2 separate regions of the Mus musculus genome follow, and region 1 is linked to region 2. The links are chromatin loops, found by intact Hi-C in ENCODE. Cell type or tissue: heart. All regions are shown on one strand.

Region 1 (8,000 bases), 260 kb before region 2:
CTACAAATTCCAGCATGAGTTAGGCAGGGGCTCCTGAGGCTCTAGGCATGGGCAGAGGAGCTGGTAATAGTTGATGGGTGCTGGAAGAGGGTGAGTCACGTTTTTTTAGGAGTGTACCCATTGGTAGTTTCTCAATGTCATCTATGTGCATACCACTTATTGTACTCAGTAGGGTCTAAAAGAATTGAAGGGCTTAAAGTGCACGCCTTTAATTGCAGCACTCAGAGGCAGAAGCAGGCAGATCTGAGTTCAAGGTCAGCCTGGTCTACAGAGCAAGTTCTAGGACAGCAATGGCTACACAGAGAAACAAACAAACGAACAAACAAAAAGTCCACTTGGATATGAAAACCTACAACTGTCAATTCTCCCTAAGATAATACATATATAAAAAAAAGACTCTAAATAGAGTGATCCCATAATGAGGAAGAGAAGACAGCTATTAGACTTGCTAACAAGTAAAAAACCCTGGTATTGAGGAATGTGTTATGTCTTGTAGAGTCATCGGCCAAAGTCATTGGTTAAATAAATACCCCCTAAACATTACAGGTACTTCCAAGGCTACAGGTTATCCTCTGTAACCTGACAATAAGTCTCTGTTGCCGAATAACCCACTTGTCTCACTCAACATGGAGAGATAAAGCCAGTACCCGACTAGAGAGAAAAGCCAAAGGGATGTGAAGTGGGCAGCAGGATGTATCGGGGAGGAACTCAAAAATGTTCACCCACTGACACATTTTCCTGATTTATCCATTAATGCTTATGGCAAAATGTTTGTAAAACTCAACAACATTAACTCACAAGTAGTTCGCCATAGCTGATCACTTTAGGAATCTCTCTTTTCTCTCACCTTCCATAGCTTTTCAAAATTGTTTTTTTGGAGTCTTCTTATTTTGCTTCCTCATCCCACATCCCAGTAAGTTTTGCTTTCAGTCAGTGCTGTGTTAGTTCACCATAAGCTGCCTCATATCCCATACAACTAAATTCTCTGCTTTGTTATCTGACACAGTGATGAAAAAATTGTTGCGCCCACCTCGGCCGGCAAGGAGGACACAAACGGTAGGATTCTTCTCAACAGCCTTTATTGCAGGAACGCCTCGATGCTGCTACAGGGACCTTGGGCATCCTGGCAGGTCTGCTTATACACTCTCAGCCCCCATCCACTCACAGCAGGCCACACCACCTCACCAGGCACGCAGCTTCAGCCAATCAGGGCGGCAGGGGCATGTCTCCACCAAATATGGACTTGTTTACACCGCCAGCATCATGGTGCACCTGTGCAGCTCTCACGATGGTCGTGGCTATTTTCAGGTGTATGAGGAAGTCAGGTGCAAGTCATAAGACTTAGCTGCAGTCCCGGGCGCCATCTTGGGACTGCTGCCACACCCGCTCCTCACAAAAAAATCTTACTGACAAATGCCCAACAGTGGATAGATGGAACTCCAGAGTCCACCTCCAGTAGAAAGAAAGACTAGGTTACTAACCTACAGTTAAATTTTCTGATCCAGAATTGTTCCTGTTTAAAAAAAAAAAAAACTGCAGAAACAAAAATGGACAAGAGACTGAAGGAAAGGCCATTCAATGACCAGCCCAACTTGGGATCCATCTCAAGGGAAGGCTCCAAGGCCTGACACTGTTAGTGATGCTATGATGTACTTACAGACAGGAGCCTAGCATGGCTGTCCTCTGAGAGGCCCTACCAGCACACATTAACGTCACCTACCTATTTACAATTGTATACCCTTTTTAAAAGTAGTTTTCATTGTAAGTGTGTACATATGTTTATGTGAATGTAGTGTGCATGCACGTGTGTGTGAGTGTGTGTGTGTGTGTGTGTGTGTTTGCATATATGTGTGCCTTGTTGCTTGTTGCTATGTGCTTGATGGAGACCATGGGATGATGTTAGGCTTCCCAAATTCCTTCCTCACATTATCCTCTTGAGAAAGTGTTTCTTCACTAAATCTGGAGATGGGAAGTGACCAGCAAGCCCCAGCATCCCTTCACTCTCTACCTCCAAAGGCTGAGGTTACGGCTATTTGACTACGTGCAGTTTTCTCCATGAGCTCTGAATTATCTCCATTCTTCTGATCTTTTCAGGCTAAATGTGTGACGTGAAAATAAAGCTAAATGCTTGATACAACAAAATGCATAGGCTGAGACATCACACTGCATCCTCAAAACACGCACAATCATTATGTGTCAAGTAGATGCAATATTTAAAAAATGGGCTTTTTTCTCTGGGCACTATTCCTTGAGATGGTATATGGCATCAAGAGAAATGCTTAGTCAGAATGAAGTCACTACAGTCTGAGGACTCCCAACTGTGTTCTTAGCTCCTTCTTTACTGCATTCAATATCTAATGTTTCCCACATTAGCAGCCTCTCCTGTTGATTACCTTCAATCTGTTACCTTCAGTCTTTGCAAGGTTTGCCATCGTCGATTTTTTCATACAAGGAGTCTGGGGCCCAGTGACAGTCCTAGATCTCTTAAGGTCATAAAGTAAGGAGGTGACAAATTCAGAACATCAGAATTCAAACTCAGATTTATCTCAATCTCCAATCCGGTCGGCAACAAGGGCAGAGAACAGACTCATCCCTATACGTGGACATGGCTCTGTTAATCTTTCCAGACGTGAGCATATGCATCCCCTGATCTGTGTATGTTTGGAAAATGCTGTGGGAGGGGAAGACTGGGAAACAGCATAGGACTTTGCAGACAGCTGAGTGTCAGGGACTCAGAGAAGTCTCCATTTCTCAGCCCTGATGCATTGTCATGGGCCATCTCAGTTCTAAATTTAACTACCAGTTGTCAGTAGGAAGGAGTACTGGCAAATCACAAGTCGTCGTCCGGTACAGGGCCTTACAGGTTTACAGTAAAGTCAGGAGCAAATCTCACTCCCAACACTTTTGGAAACCTGGCTCTCATCTTCTGGCTGTAATAGAAGCTGGGGGATACCTCCGATCTCTGCCTACTCATCAACAAACTGCATGCTTGTTGGTGGTAGTTCAAACGTCCTTCTTCAAAGTCGTGCGTGCCTCCTGATGACTAAGATAATATGCTTTTAACTCCAGTATTCATTAAACTCATGAAATTGTGCTACTATACTTTACCTTAAGCAATAACACATCTTCAAAATATGGCTTTTAAATCACATTGTATTGGGAAGTCACTTACATTTGGGATGATCACACACTGAAGAAGAAAAAAAAAAACTGTCTGGCTAAATCTATTTTAAAATTTGTCTTTTGTTGCCCCCTGGTGGTTGAACATTTTCCTCACCCTGCCCCGCCCCCACTCCACTACCAAACTTTTTTTTTTCCCTCATCCTTTTTAACTTTTTGTTGTGGCCAAGGGAAATACCTTAAACCTGGAAAAGCAATTAAAGCCAGTTCCAAGTGTCAAGTAGCAATTCACACACACGCACACACACACACACACACACACACACACACACACACCAAAACAAAAACCATGCATAGCAAATGAATCAATGATGCTGTAATTCTCTCAATAGATTGCACGTCTGTGATTTCTTTCTCCATTTGAGTTGCACTGAGCTCTCAACTGTGACAAATAAAAGCAGCCAAAGATAATTCTCGTTTTTAAAATATCCTAATAGTATTTGGATTAAGCTAACAAAATCACATGCTTAAAAATTAGCTGCGGGCTTGAAAATGTGTAAATACAAGTAATATTGAAATATTTAAAAATTGGTTTACAGATTCCTTAAAATGGTAAGAGAAATCTGTTACATATCGTTGGAAAGACATAAAACTTTTGCAAATTCCTAGTTTAACTGGAAAAGAAAACCAAATACCATTTGTTGTAGACTATCGCCACCTTGTGGGCTAAGCAAGAGGTACTGAAGCTGGTGACCCTTTTAAGGTGGAATTTTTTTTCTAATATAAAATTCCTTTTTCTAATAAAATAAAATTAATAATTGTAAAAAGAACATAAGTCACAAGTCTGATAATATATTTACTTACCAAAGATTTATATTAAAATACCAAGAGATATTTTATTAAAAATTATGACTGTGGTAGTTTATTTCTGAGATCCCCAGTTTCATACTGAATCATCTTGAACAAGTTAATGAGCCACTTTAAGGCTCCCCTCTGCTATATTTTTCAGGAAAATAAATTAGAAAGATTATACTTCTCTCAGATCTTCCAGTGTACAAATTTGGGGTTGGTAGATACCCTATGTCCAAATGGAATTAATAATTTTTCAGACTTTGATGTTTATTAAACTCACAACCTGCTTAAAATGGATGTTTTCTTTCTGAAATCTCCATTTAGATAAAAAATATTCATTGCTCCAGCGTTGACATTTGTTCCTATGTACTCCAAAGGGAGACTAACGCCAGACGGCTTTTGCATTTCTAATTGGCAGAGCATGTAGTAGGAGTTACAAATCAAAAGCCTTCCATGCTTATGAAATGTGCTCATTAGCTGTTACTGTAGGTGATATTTACACTCAAAGAATCCTAATAGCGCCTCCATATTACCAGACTTCCTCACCTCCATGGCTGCCTGGAGAGTGCTCTCTTTGATAAAGACTTCACGAGAATTATTCTGTGTCTTTAACCTGTGGATCCTTGAGACACGCAAACATGGAAGAAACTCATTGACGTTCACAGTTGATACCCACTTCTTTTACTTCAAACTCTACTTTTTTTTTTTCCCTCCCTTGGGGACTCAGTGTGTAAAAAAAAAAAAAAAAAAAAAAAAAAAAAAACAAGTCTTCTTTTATAAGCTTGAATTTTGTATTTTGAGATGAATGAGTTCAGGTCATCTCAGTAAGTTCCCAAATAAATAACTTCTTGAAGTCTTCCTCTTAAGACGCGTTAAGCTGGTGTTTCTGCAAGCTCATCTATGAAGAAATACACTCTATAGGAAGAAAACCAGAAGTACAAGGGACAGATGTTAGCAGAGCATAGGGATTTCGAGTTGCCGACACAAATCCAGGAGCAAGGGTTTTATAAGTGTAACACTATGCAAGTTACTACAACAACCCAGTGTTTCACCATTGTCTCTCTGGTCAGTAAATGGAACCCCTAAGATCTTGCTTTTTCATTCAGATATTTTCTTTCAATTTACATTTTGCTTATACAGATGGGTATGTGTTATAGGCTTGTGTGCCAAACACACAATGCTGATCTTAATTGTTTTAAAAGTGGATTAGAGACTCTTCTGAATGTGCACTATTTTTTTTTCAGTTTAGTAATTGGCAACTCCAATACTCATGTCTCTGTTGAAGCGATTAAAAAAGAATCATTTCCCAGAACTACAGGTGCACAACAGATTGGAGCCATTATGCAAAAGAACAGAAATCTGGAGAGAAACCCAGAGAATATAAAAGCCATGTTCCTGGCAACCCTTTCCCCTTTAACTCAGTGCCTTTTTTTTTCCAGCTCTATTTGGATACAGAACATGAAATATGAAAAAATTATAATGGATTTGAAGTAACCCATTTGAGATTCGAAATGTACTCCCAAATGAAAATCTCTTTCAATAAGAGCACACGAGAGGCAGAAATGGGCTCACAGCCAAGCTTGCAACTTTAAAAGGTAAAGTCGCCTGCCATGGGAGAGTGGAGAGACTGAAATATACTACACTTTGATTTGAAAATTACATATGTTTCTGGTGGTCCTGCAACTCTTCCTTCCTGCCTCAATTGAAGGAGATCACACATACATTATGGATCTAGTAAGACTTTCATCCCTTGTCCACCTCAAGCATCTTTCATCTCCCTTGCCCACCGGCTTTTATGTTCTACATTCTAAGCAAGGAAGTAAAGGCACGGGTGAATCTGCCCTTGTTTGTATTTGTTCTCACAAGTATCTAACCTTGCTGGTTAGCAAGTGAGAGAGAACAGAGGGGAAAGGAAGCCACACAAACAGGAAAGATTAAAAAAAAAAAAAAAAGTCAGGCAGCATAACAGAAAATGGAAATGCTTCTCAAATAAAGTGGGTCGACCGACCAGGAATGTGGGCTTCGGGAAAGCCCACTTGTGAATCAGGTTCTTAAACAAAAAAGAAAGAGGCCGGACACCCCACAAATGAATGGGCTCCGCTCCTAACTGTGGATGTCAGTGAGAGCTGAAGAAGAGCTGAAGAAAGATGAAGAAACAGAAAGGAAGGAAGACGAACAACATCAAAGTTCCCTGGTGGAAGAGCAAGGTTGCTTGATGTGTTTAGTTCAGCTATCAGTGTGATTTTAAGAAACCAAAATTTGAGAGCGGACTCCTCGGATGAGTGCAATCACCAGGAAGTTGTTAAGAGCTTGGAGGTTGGAGGTTGGGGTAGTCTTGTTTCTCCCAGTCACTCCTCCTCCTCCTCCTCCTCCTCCTCCTCCTCCTCCTCCTCCTCGTCCTCCTCCTTCTTCTTCTTTTAATTCGATATTCCCTGGTGTGGGAAACAAAGTTTTTGTTTGTTTTCATGAAGACTATCTAGAACCCTGGGAAAGTGTCTGCCAGAAACCTTTGGAAGATTGCAAGGGACTGTCTGAGGCCCACAAATTTAGGAAGATCTGGGGAGGAGCAAAGGATTAACCAAGAGCCAACCGGAGCAGCAGTTGGGGGTGGGGCAGCAAGTCGGGAGCCCAGAACTGGGCAGGGCAGGGAGCAAGAGCTAGCTGGTGTGAGCGCGCGGGTCTGCCTGAGGACTTGGGCTGTGGTTCTCAAGCTTGTCCTAATGCCTTTCCGCCAGTGAGAGCATTGTGAACTATTTCCTTCCTCTGGGTCACAGAACCCCTCCCTCTTTCTCAGTTCAGGAGCCTCTCTCGACTTTTTCTTAGGGGCCGGGGTTGGAAGGGCTCAGCTTTTGTGACTTTCGTAACGCGGATGCTGCCTTTCCCTTCCCGGTAGGAAGCGGGGAGGGGGGGGGAGGGGAACTCGGTTTCCTTCCACCCCATCACCCAACCCTCCTTCCCCCCACACCGTTCCCCCCCGCCGCCGCTTTGGACTTGATACTGAAGTGGGGAATCTTAGATGCATCTGTCCGCCTGGCCTGCGGCCTGCAGCAGCTGCTGTTAAGATTTTGGAAGAACGCAGACTAGAAGGGAGTTGCTTCTCCAATGAAGAAGAGAAAGCAGAAATCCCTTTTTTTTTTTTTTTTTTTTTTTTTTTTGTCTCTAGGGAACTAAAGCTGGTTCCAGATAGACTATTCTGGAAAAAGCCAAGATACACACACACACACACACACACACACACACACACACATCGCCCCACCCCCACCCCCCACCCCAGAGGTCTCTAGGTAGGACTTGAGGAAACTGTTAAGGTCGTTCCACGTGGATTTTTAGAATCCAGAGTTGGAGAGGTGCTCTATGAACCACCACCACCACCACCACACACACACACACACACACACTCTCTCTCTCTCTCTCTCTCTCTCTCTCTTCCTCTCTCTTTCTTTTCTCTTCCTGAGAAGCGCAGAATCAACACTTTGCCCAAGAAAAGCTGGGGTAAAGAGAAGGACGCTTTAGCCATGGTGCCCATGGAAACGTAGACGAGACGGAAAAGTAGGGTGCTTTTTAAGAAAAGGCAGCTGTAGCTAATAGCCCACTTTGGGGCAGAAGAGGCTCTGACTAGGGGAGAAAAGGAATGTTGAGGAATCTTTTCAATTCGACCCTCTTTCTTGGAAACTGCAGCCCAGCCGGGGCACAGGAAGGGCGACAGGAAGCAGGGTGGTCCGGGAATCAGCAGCCGAGAGATGAAGTTAAAGGTTCACTCTTTTCCCCAGAGCAGCCAGCGCTGTACAAAGTGCTGGTCCCAGCGCTGTTTCGGCGTCTTACACCCCCAGAGTGACGAGCTGTGGCGTGAGGCCAGGGCGGAGGCTGCCCCCTCCCCCTTCAGGCCCCGAGGCGCAGAGCTCGGTTTAGCACCGACTGAGCTCAGGGGGCGGTGTCGCAGTGTTGGGGGAAGGAGGGGCTCCTATGTGGCTATAAAGGGGCGGCCGGGGCTGCCTGGTCCTTGCACTCGCTAGAAAGCAGCTCCGAGC
Region 2 (8,000 bases):
ATTTAAGGGGATTTAACCCGGCTAGTGTAAAAGTGTAAAGACACGGCCAGGATTTAAATGAACTTTGGTCTAGGGCCGCCAGAGACTCTTTAAAATACTTGAAACATAAAGGTGAAGTTATTCAAAATAAACGCATTAGTGACTCTTACATTTATCGCAGGCTACTGACATCTGGAATAGTCCATTTTCCCCTCTTTTAGAAGTCAGTTACTTTAGACATGTCCCGTATTTTGTTTGTTTGTTTGTTTGTTTTTGTTTTAGAAGCTCCACAAAATCGACTGAACAACTGTAGGCTCTGAGCTATACGGTCTGGGCGAAATAGGATTTCGCCAGGCAAATATGCTTTTCTTTTTTAAATGTGATTAAGCACCTGTTTGTGAAAGGCCTCTCGTTTCCCTCCTTATAATTATTCGTAGTGGCAATTGCTGATAATTAATGAAGCAGAGTGCTTTCCTTGTTCTAAGCTTGATAGAGAGCCTTATGTGGCCTTTCAGGGCTTACTCAAGTATAAATTTAATTACATGTGCGCTCCTTGCATCCTCGTGTTCACAGACAGTACAAGCTTAAAGCATCTTGTGTTTCTAACTTTCTAAGACAATGAATCACAGGCTGACCTAGGCGTAGGCCGAGCTGTTCAGCTCCCCTCACTTGCCAAGACAAGACACTCCAACTGAAAGGAAGATGTCCTTCAGCCTCCCTCCTTACAGCAAAAGAATTGAATTTCACCATTGTATCAAGATAATCAAATCCATTACCCTGATCTGACAGAAAGAAGTCCTTGCTGGCTGAAAATTTTAATCTATTAAGATTCAGACGAGGGCCTGGGGTTGAGCACTGTTAGGCAAGTACTTACCTAACATAAACAAACAAAAAGGCTTGGGTTCAGTCCCCTGCACTGCATTAAGCAGCTGTGGGAGGCCCACGTGTAAGCCCAGCACTGGGGAGGCAGAGGCAGGAAAGTCAGAAGTTCCAGGTCAAGGTTAGCTGTATGGTTAGTTTAAGACCACACCCTACCCCACAGGAGACCCTGTCCTTAAAATATTTTAAAAAGCAAATTGGTATCTAAAAGTTATCATATTAAAGATGATATAGGGGAAATGCTGACTTTCTAATATAAAAATTAATACAAGTAGAAAGAGTACTTCTTTCTTGGTGACAATTATTCCAATTCTAGTGATTGTAGCATTTCTGCTGTTTAGATTGTGCTCAGTGTTTCTGTCGGAGGCACTAAGTATCCATGGTCCTCTTGGTCAGTTTGAATCAACATCTCACTGCTAGTTTCTTGAAAACAATGATGATTCTCCCCACCACTTCAGCTTATCAAAGTAACACACACACACACACACACACACACACACAAAGAAATAGCAAGAAGCAAATGATGCAGCGGGTGATGCTGTTGCCTTGACTCAGGATCTTCATGGGGCCACGGCTTCTTTGTTCTGGGTCTCTTCATGGTAGGCTGCAAGGCTGCTCTTGCCCCTTTCCCTTTCTCTGATCTTCACGCACAGCTCTTCCAGTGTTCAGGGAACCTCATCAATGGACCAATGGGTGGTGGCTAGTGAAATGGTTTCTATAGGTAGTTTTTGCTTTCCCTAGGCTTCTATTTAATCAGCTACAGAGGAGTTGCAAGCCCAGCACTAGGGTGGCTTGCTGGCTCATTTGAGAAATGTTGAGTTCTCTGGTGAAAATTCCCGAACCTCCTATTTCAGAGGCTCTTTTAAGGTTACCACCTTTATTTGATGCTGGAGCAGAGAGTTTTCGGTGGATGGTAAGGTGAGCTCATAGATCAGTTTAATGTGGGAAAGCATGCATCATGGCACAGGTACAATCTTGTACCGTGTTATCAAAGAAGGGGGCCATATTGCTATTTCAAGAGAGTAAGTCCCCATGGGAGATGCTTATTATGGTCACCAAGAGAACCTCCCAGGCGAGCAAGGCTACTAGACCACAGAAGAGCTCAGCCAAATTCAGGCAATAACTTACGAAATCTGAATGAGGAAAGCAAGCAAGACCGAGACATTTAGAAACTAGGAAAGCCCTGGACCAAGAAAACTTTAGGATATAGAATTCACATATGCTGCGTGGTAAAATGGGTAATCTCAGCAATGGATAGCTCAGTTTGGTTGGAACTGAGACATGATGGACACACGTGTTGTGGTTAAACGCCCGGACACTCTAATAAGTGAATTCTAATAAGTGATTTCACAACACAGAAAATCTCTTAAGTGGATACATTGACCATGGCCTAGTTATATTGCACAAAACAAATGTAATACATTCATGTTCTGTTTGGTTCAGCAAAGTTAAACAAATAGTAATTTCTTCTAGGCTTAATACATTGGGGGGTTTTTTGTGTCTTTTTGGTTTTGGCTTTTGGTTTTTAGGGCGTTTTGTTTTGTTTTTTTTTAGTAACTTTTGGAAGGAGATCCAAATGAAGTTTTACATTATTGTACAACTCCCACTGCAGGCTACAAAGACAGGATTCGATCAAGGTTTTACCTTCGGGGTCTCAGACCCTTCTTTTCTTCCTCTCAGCTTCGGCTATAGCTAGCAGAAGCCATTTCTAAGCAAGGGATTCAAGCCAGATAGAGCTATCCTGTGCTCCTGTACTCCACACTCCTGAAGTTGGGTGGGCAGGATGCTGGGGGAACCTTCCAGATCACACCTTTCATGAAAAAGTACTTGAAGACAGTCTGACTTCGTTTTCAGGGATATTAATTTGGATATTAGGAATAGTTGTTTATTATTTTTCAAGGGCAACTAGACTGTTCCATTGTTTCACAAAGGAAAAACAGCCCAATATGGTATGCACTGTGATCTCCACCAGATTATTCTCATATGAGAAAAATTGACTATGATAGCACCGTTAGCTTGGGGGTCTGGTTGAAGGAAGGGCTTTGATTGTGAGGACATTCGTCAATTCTGGGAAGCAGACAGCAGTGCTAGAAAATACCATAAAAACAATGAACTGTGTGTAACGTGGATGTTTGCTGCAGGAATTACCCTGCTTCGTGGCTAGAAACGTTAGGGCTTGGTTTCCTGTAAAGCTGACTCTCAGTGTTTTGATAACACGGTGTCCTCATGTCAGTAGTAACAGTAAGGAGTGCAATGGGGCAGTTGAATCATTCAGTTCCTGGGAAGCTTAATTGGAAGTCAGGGCTCCCAGCCAGCACCAGGAGTAATGGGATCTTCACTTCATGATCTCGATAGCTATTAAGAACAAAACAGCAGCATAGCCCTGCTAAGCTCTGCAGAGAGCTGACTTGTCTAGATACCTGAATCGATTGAACAACAACAACAACAAAAATCAAGCTGAAGGAATTCACAAAGGACACTAACAGCATAGGAAGCCTAAACAATTTCGGTGCCCTAGCTGGAAGAGGTGCCATATACCTCAATGTGCAGAGGGTAAAGTCAAGAGATCTGGGGTTAAAGGACATCTTCAGCATTCAGATATCCAGTCCAGCCTGGGCTACACCAACCAGACAAACAAACAGTGATGTATTTTCTTGAAAATACTGTTGTTGGTGTTGTAGCTTCTTTCTTGGAGCTATATGATCGATCACATTTCTCGTGTGGATTTAAGTAGAATAACAAAAATAATTTCCCTCTCCAGTCAAGTGGAAATTTTTAAAGTTCATTTTGTTTATCTGTGATACAGAAATAAGATGAAGAGAAAGAAAATATGACCTTTCTCACTTGTTCCACGAGAACCATATTAATTAACAAAGTCAGACGGCCTCTGCTCTATTTGGATCGCGTCTTAGGAAGACCTGGTTTATAAGCTCACGAAGGTTTGCTTTAAAAAACAAAAAGCAATAAAATAACATGTGTCCATAAATATAATATCTTGTACTTTCAATATCTTAGCTCTGTTAGGAATAAAAACTTCATATAATTTATAGCATACAATCCCCATTACTTTCAGGAGTTGAGCTGGAAGTGGCTCATTTTGAAGTTCTCGGGTACAGAATGTATATTGCAGGGGTAGAATGCTTTTTAAATATGTACCTGAACCACATACACTAGTTTATACTGCTTCTTAGAGCTCAGTAGTAACCGTATACTGTAAAAATAAATACTGTACTGTATTTATGTAAAAATAAATCATTAGGAAGAGCAAAGAGTTGTTTAAGGTCAGTGTGAGTCTTATTAAATATTTTTGTATAAATTCTCTTGTTGAAAATTACATACTGAAAAGCAGCATGGTCATGACGGGTCCAACACATCCTTTTAATCAGAAATTCCCTGCTTCACGTTGTTTATTGATTCCTCAGTATGATATCAGGTAAACTGTCAATTTACAAGTTATTTATATGGACATTTTCTCTCACCAGCTCATTGCCTTCTAAGCCTAGTAGAGCAACAGTATGCAGAGTCAATTCTGTAATTGTGTGTTTAAGAAGTCTAATTATGGAGGGAAAAATAACATAAGAAAAAGCATTACTAAATTACCATGGCAAATATACATATTAGTTTCCAATGATCACTCTTGGTATTACCCATGCCAATAATATTTCTCATTAGTTGAACTTAATAGAGAATCAATACTCCAAAGTCAGGAAATTCTGCTATATAGAAGCTATTATAAAAAACTCCACTGGCAACCTTATTGATTGATGAGTTGATATATTCCTTCCTTCTGTCATAATCTTGTTCACCCAAAGCCAACTTTGCAATGGAAGTTACAATGTTCAGAGCGCTTGGCTTTATGTCTACCAGCTTAGAGTCTACCTGGGGAGAAAGGCCAACGTAGTCCCTTAGAAAGGTTTTGGAGTTTTGAGTGTGGAAATGAACCTCTCTGTGTGCTAAAAAAAAAAAAAACAAAAAACCTGTTGGCTGATTTAGACGCGAACGGGATAATTTTTCCTTAAGCTGAGATTTCACAACCTCAACCGTTCTCATTTTTACTTTGTAGGGGATTGCCTGGCGCAGTGTGGCAAAGAGTGCCACTCTTACTGCTGCGACGGTAGCACGCCCTACTGCTGCTCCTACTACGCCTATATTGGGAACATTCTCTCGTGAGTAAAGGGCAAACCTCACAGTGCGCTTCTTCCTTTGGTCCAGTCACACTTTCAAGAAGCACTATGATATGAGTGCAGACAAGACAGTGAAGATTGGTGCAGTAGAGGGTGGCTCATGCTTATAATGTAATCCCAGCACTGAGCCAGGGGGATTGCCAAGAGTTTAAAGGCAGCCTGAGTAACATAATTATTTTCCATACAGTCTGGAATACTGTGTGAAATTTTGTCACACACATACACACGAATCAAAAGATTGGTTATTGATTTTAAAATGTTCCTAGAGATTTAAATACTCATTAATATCATATTACTTGATAAATATGTAAATTTAAAAATAGCCTTTATTAGAAGAGAGTTTTAAAATGATGTTTTCATTGTTTCTTGTATGTACTATAGTATTTTGTTATGTCGTCTTACTATTGATAAACTCTTGATATCGTCCAGTCTCCTGTATTGAAGGATGTATAAGCTGACATTTGATGTTAAGTCATGGTCAGCTTACTTACCAACCATACCCTAAACTGTCTAATATATCACTAGTTAAGGAAAATGAGGGGTTATAAATAAAGAAAACAATTGTAATATGAAATCTAAGTTATTTATATAATGCATATATGACAACTCAGAAATGAATTTAGAACTTAAGTAAAGGTAGATGTGAGATATAATCACATCCCATACACAGAAATACAGACTGTGTTAAGTAGATTCCCCCATATTGGATTAAAAATGTATTTAATTGCTGCTTCTGACCAAAGGACAACGGGAGGGATGCCTGCCTTTGGGCTGAAAGTCTCTAATTTTGTATTTCTGCTAAATCTATGTAAGTGTGGGCTTGCAGGTCCTCTGCGCATAGAGCTGAGGAGTGAAAAGCAGGAAGTGGTAGAAAAGGTCACCCTGCAGTCGGAGCCTCCTGTGACACAGCTATGCTGCAGGTCCAGCCTCTGCTCTACCCTGCTTTCCCTCTCCATATGCGTATGGCTGAGTGGAAACTCTTCCATTCCTAGGTAGCTCAGCTCAGCTTCTGCCTCCTGAAGGCTCAGGAGGAAACAGGATGTGTAAGGCTTGTTCTGAGCGACCCAGCTGCTCCAAAAACATGCCCATTGAGAAGCCTGGCAACAAAGTCCTCTGTTTCTCCAAAGGGAAATCTAAAAGGGAAATCTATCACCAAAAAAACTTTCAAGAATCCACGCTAGACCTGATAATACAATTCTGTTTGACTGTATATCATTCGCCAACAATCTGGCTTGGGATACTCTTAAAGACTATGAGCTATGGAAGAAATGCCAGGATGGAATTTTAAAAATGAATGATGCATTGATTTTAAATGGAGAGTAAATATTCAATGAAATATAAACTAAGTAAATTTTCTACATTTTCCCTTATGGAGGATTCAGTGGCAAAGCAACTAATTGCCAATCAGCATATGTTTTCACAGGAATGGGATAACTCAAATATCTATAATGACTTTTATGATTGTAGATAGCTATACAGACTATAAGATAGTTAAAAGCTTCTGAATAATAAATTATATTTTTAATGATTTCTTAATGTCTTATGCTACTACTGCTCCAGTGTATGTGTGAGTGGAACCAGTCATGGTTATGAATGAGCAAACTTGGGATTTTTTGGTCCTGTGCCCTTGATGTCACTAAATGTAGTGACACTCACTAAATGTCAGTATGTACGGTGCCCAGTTTATTAACTTACCACCCTGTCTCAGTGGGAACTAAATATTGTGGCCATAACTATTAACCAGAATATCGTAAATTTTTTTAATGTGAAAATAAGCTTTCTGTGACTTAGATTCAGAAAAAAGGAACGCACCTTTCCGATCAGCACATTAATCGGGGTACTAGTGCCATGTACTTGTTATGCATAAACGGGAAAAGGGAACTGTGTTTTCCAGGGGAAAAGTAAACACAGATGGCATTGTATTTCAGGCAGTTAAAACTGAACTTTCTATCAAAAATAGAAACTTCTGAGTAAAGCTCTTGCTAAACAATTCTTAGGGAAAAAAAAAAAAAACCTTTAAAGTGTTTTTCCCACTGGATGGAGGAGGATACATTTTCAGGATTTCCAGTGATTGTTTAACCTTTGAAAGGAGTTTTCTACTCCACCCAAGACTTTTTTTTTTTCTATTATGTTGAACTAGGTGCAGGGCAACAGGGAAGGGATGGGGGTGGGGGTGGGGGGAGGAGAGGGGATGGGGATGGGGTGTGGGTGGGGTGGGCATCAGTCCTAAGAATGGTCATATGAGTTCTTTTGTGCACATGTTTCCCAATATTGCCGGTTTGGAATTCAAAATCTATACTTCCTTTAGCAAGCCTCTGGGCACATTCTGTTGAATAATTTGAATCATCTTAACAGAAAGTTAAACTTTCTTATGCTATCAGGAAAGAAGCAAAGAAAAGAAAGAAAGAAAGAAAGAAAGAAAGAAAGAAAGAAAGAAAGAAAGAAAGAAAGAAAGAAAGAAAGAAAGGAAGGAAGGAAGGAAGGAAACCAATGGAGATAATAAAATTTAGTCCTGGGTAATTTTATAAATTGGTTTTATCTTGTGGCTTAGTTTCAAAGTAAAAATGCCAACCTTTAGTTTAAAGTGAACTTAAAAAAAATCAGGACAAGCTCAGAAGATAATTGGGCCATTCCGTAATGTCTATAAATCACTTAAAGTGAGGGGTATGGGGCCTCTGTCTATCACTGTAGCAATCACAGCTGAGGGGGGATATGTTGCTTTTTAAAACTTAACACGTGTGTCTGAGTGAGTGAGACGGAGACAGAGACAGAGACAGAGACAGAGACAAAGACAAAGAGAAGTGTGTATTTGCAGTGGGATGTTTAGAGAAAACTTCATCAGTGACATTAGATAAAGGTTTTGAAGGAAGGGTAAAGGTTTACACAAATGAACAGTGAAGGAAAGGAAATTCCTTCGAGACAGAGAGACTCCTGGACACACAGCCAAAGATAGAAGGG

What was found. Peaks named below come from ENCODE experiments on the same cell type or tissue, not always from the same donor. Only the 100,000 strongest peaks of a DNase experiment are listed, where the experiment ranks them.
Region 1: it touches region 2 in a loop (2.3-fold over the local background); 3 of 42 quality-filtered maps call a loop at or near these places.

What each region holds. Positions count from the first base shown.
Region 1 is chr16:85,803,088-85,811,087 of GRCm38, reverse strand. It overlaps Adamts1 (a disintegrin-like and metallopeptidase (reprolysin type) with thrombospondin type 1 motif, 1), which reads left to right and starts at 7,975. Exons shown (of 9, transcript NM_009621.5): 1 at 7,975-8,000. In heart, CTCF peaks have their summits at 3,239 (motif pointing left), 3,844 (motif pointing left) and 7,884 (motif pointing left); DNase peaks (open chromatin) are centred at 3,267, 6,657 and 7,887; H3K4me3 peaks cover 1,927 bases; H3K27ac peaks cover 2,633 bases.
Region 2 is chr16:85,541,845-85,549,844 of GRCm38, reverse strand. Cyyr1 (cysteine and tyrosine-rich protein 1) reads left to right here. Exons shown (of 4, transcript NM_144853.3): 2 at 4,922-5,024. Among named protein-coding and RNA genes, the nearest start is that of Cyyr1, 4.5 kb to the left of the region's middle. In heart, no CTCF peak of the experiment used is centred here; a DNase peak (open chromatin) is centred at 3,124; H3K4me3 peaks cover 1,031 bases; H3K27ac peaks cover 1,179 bases.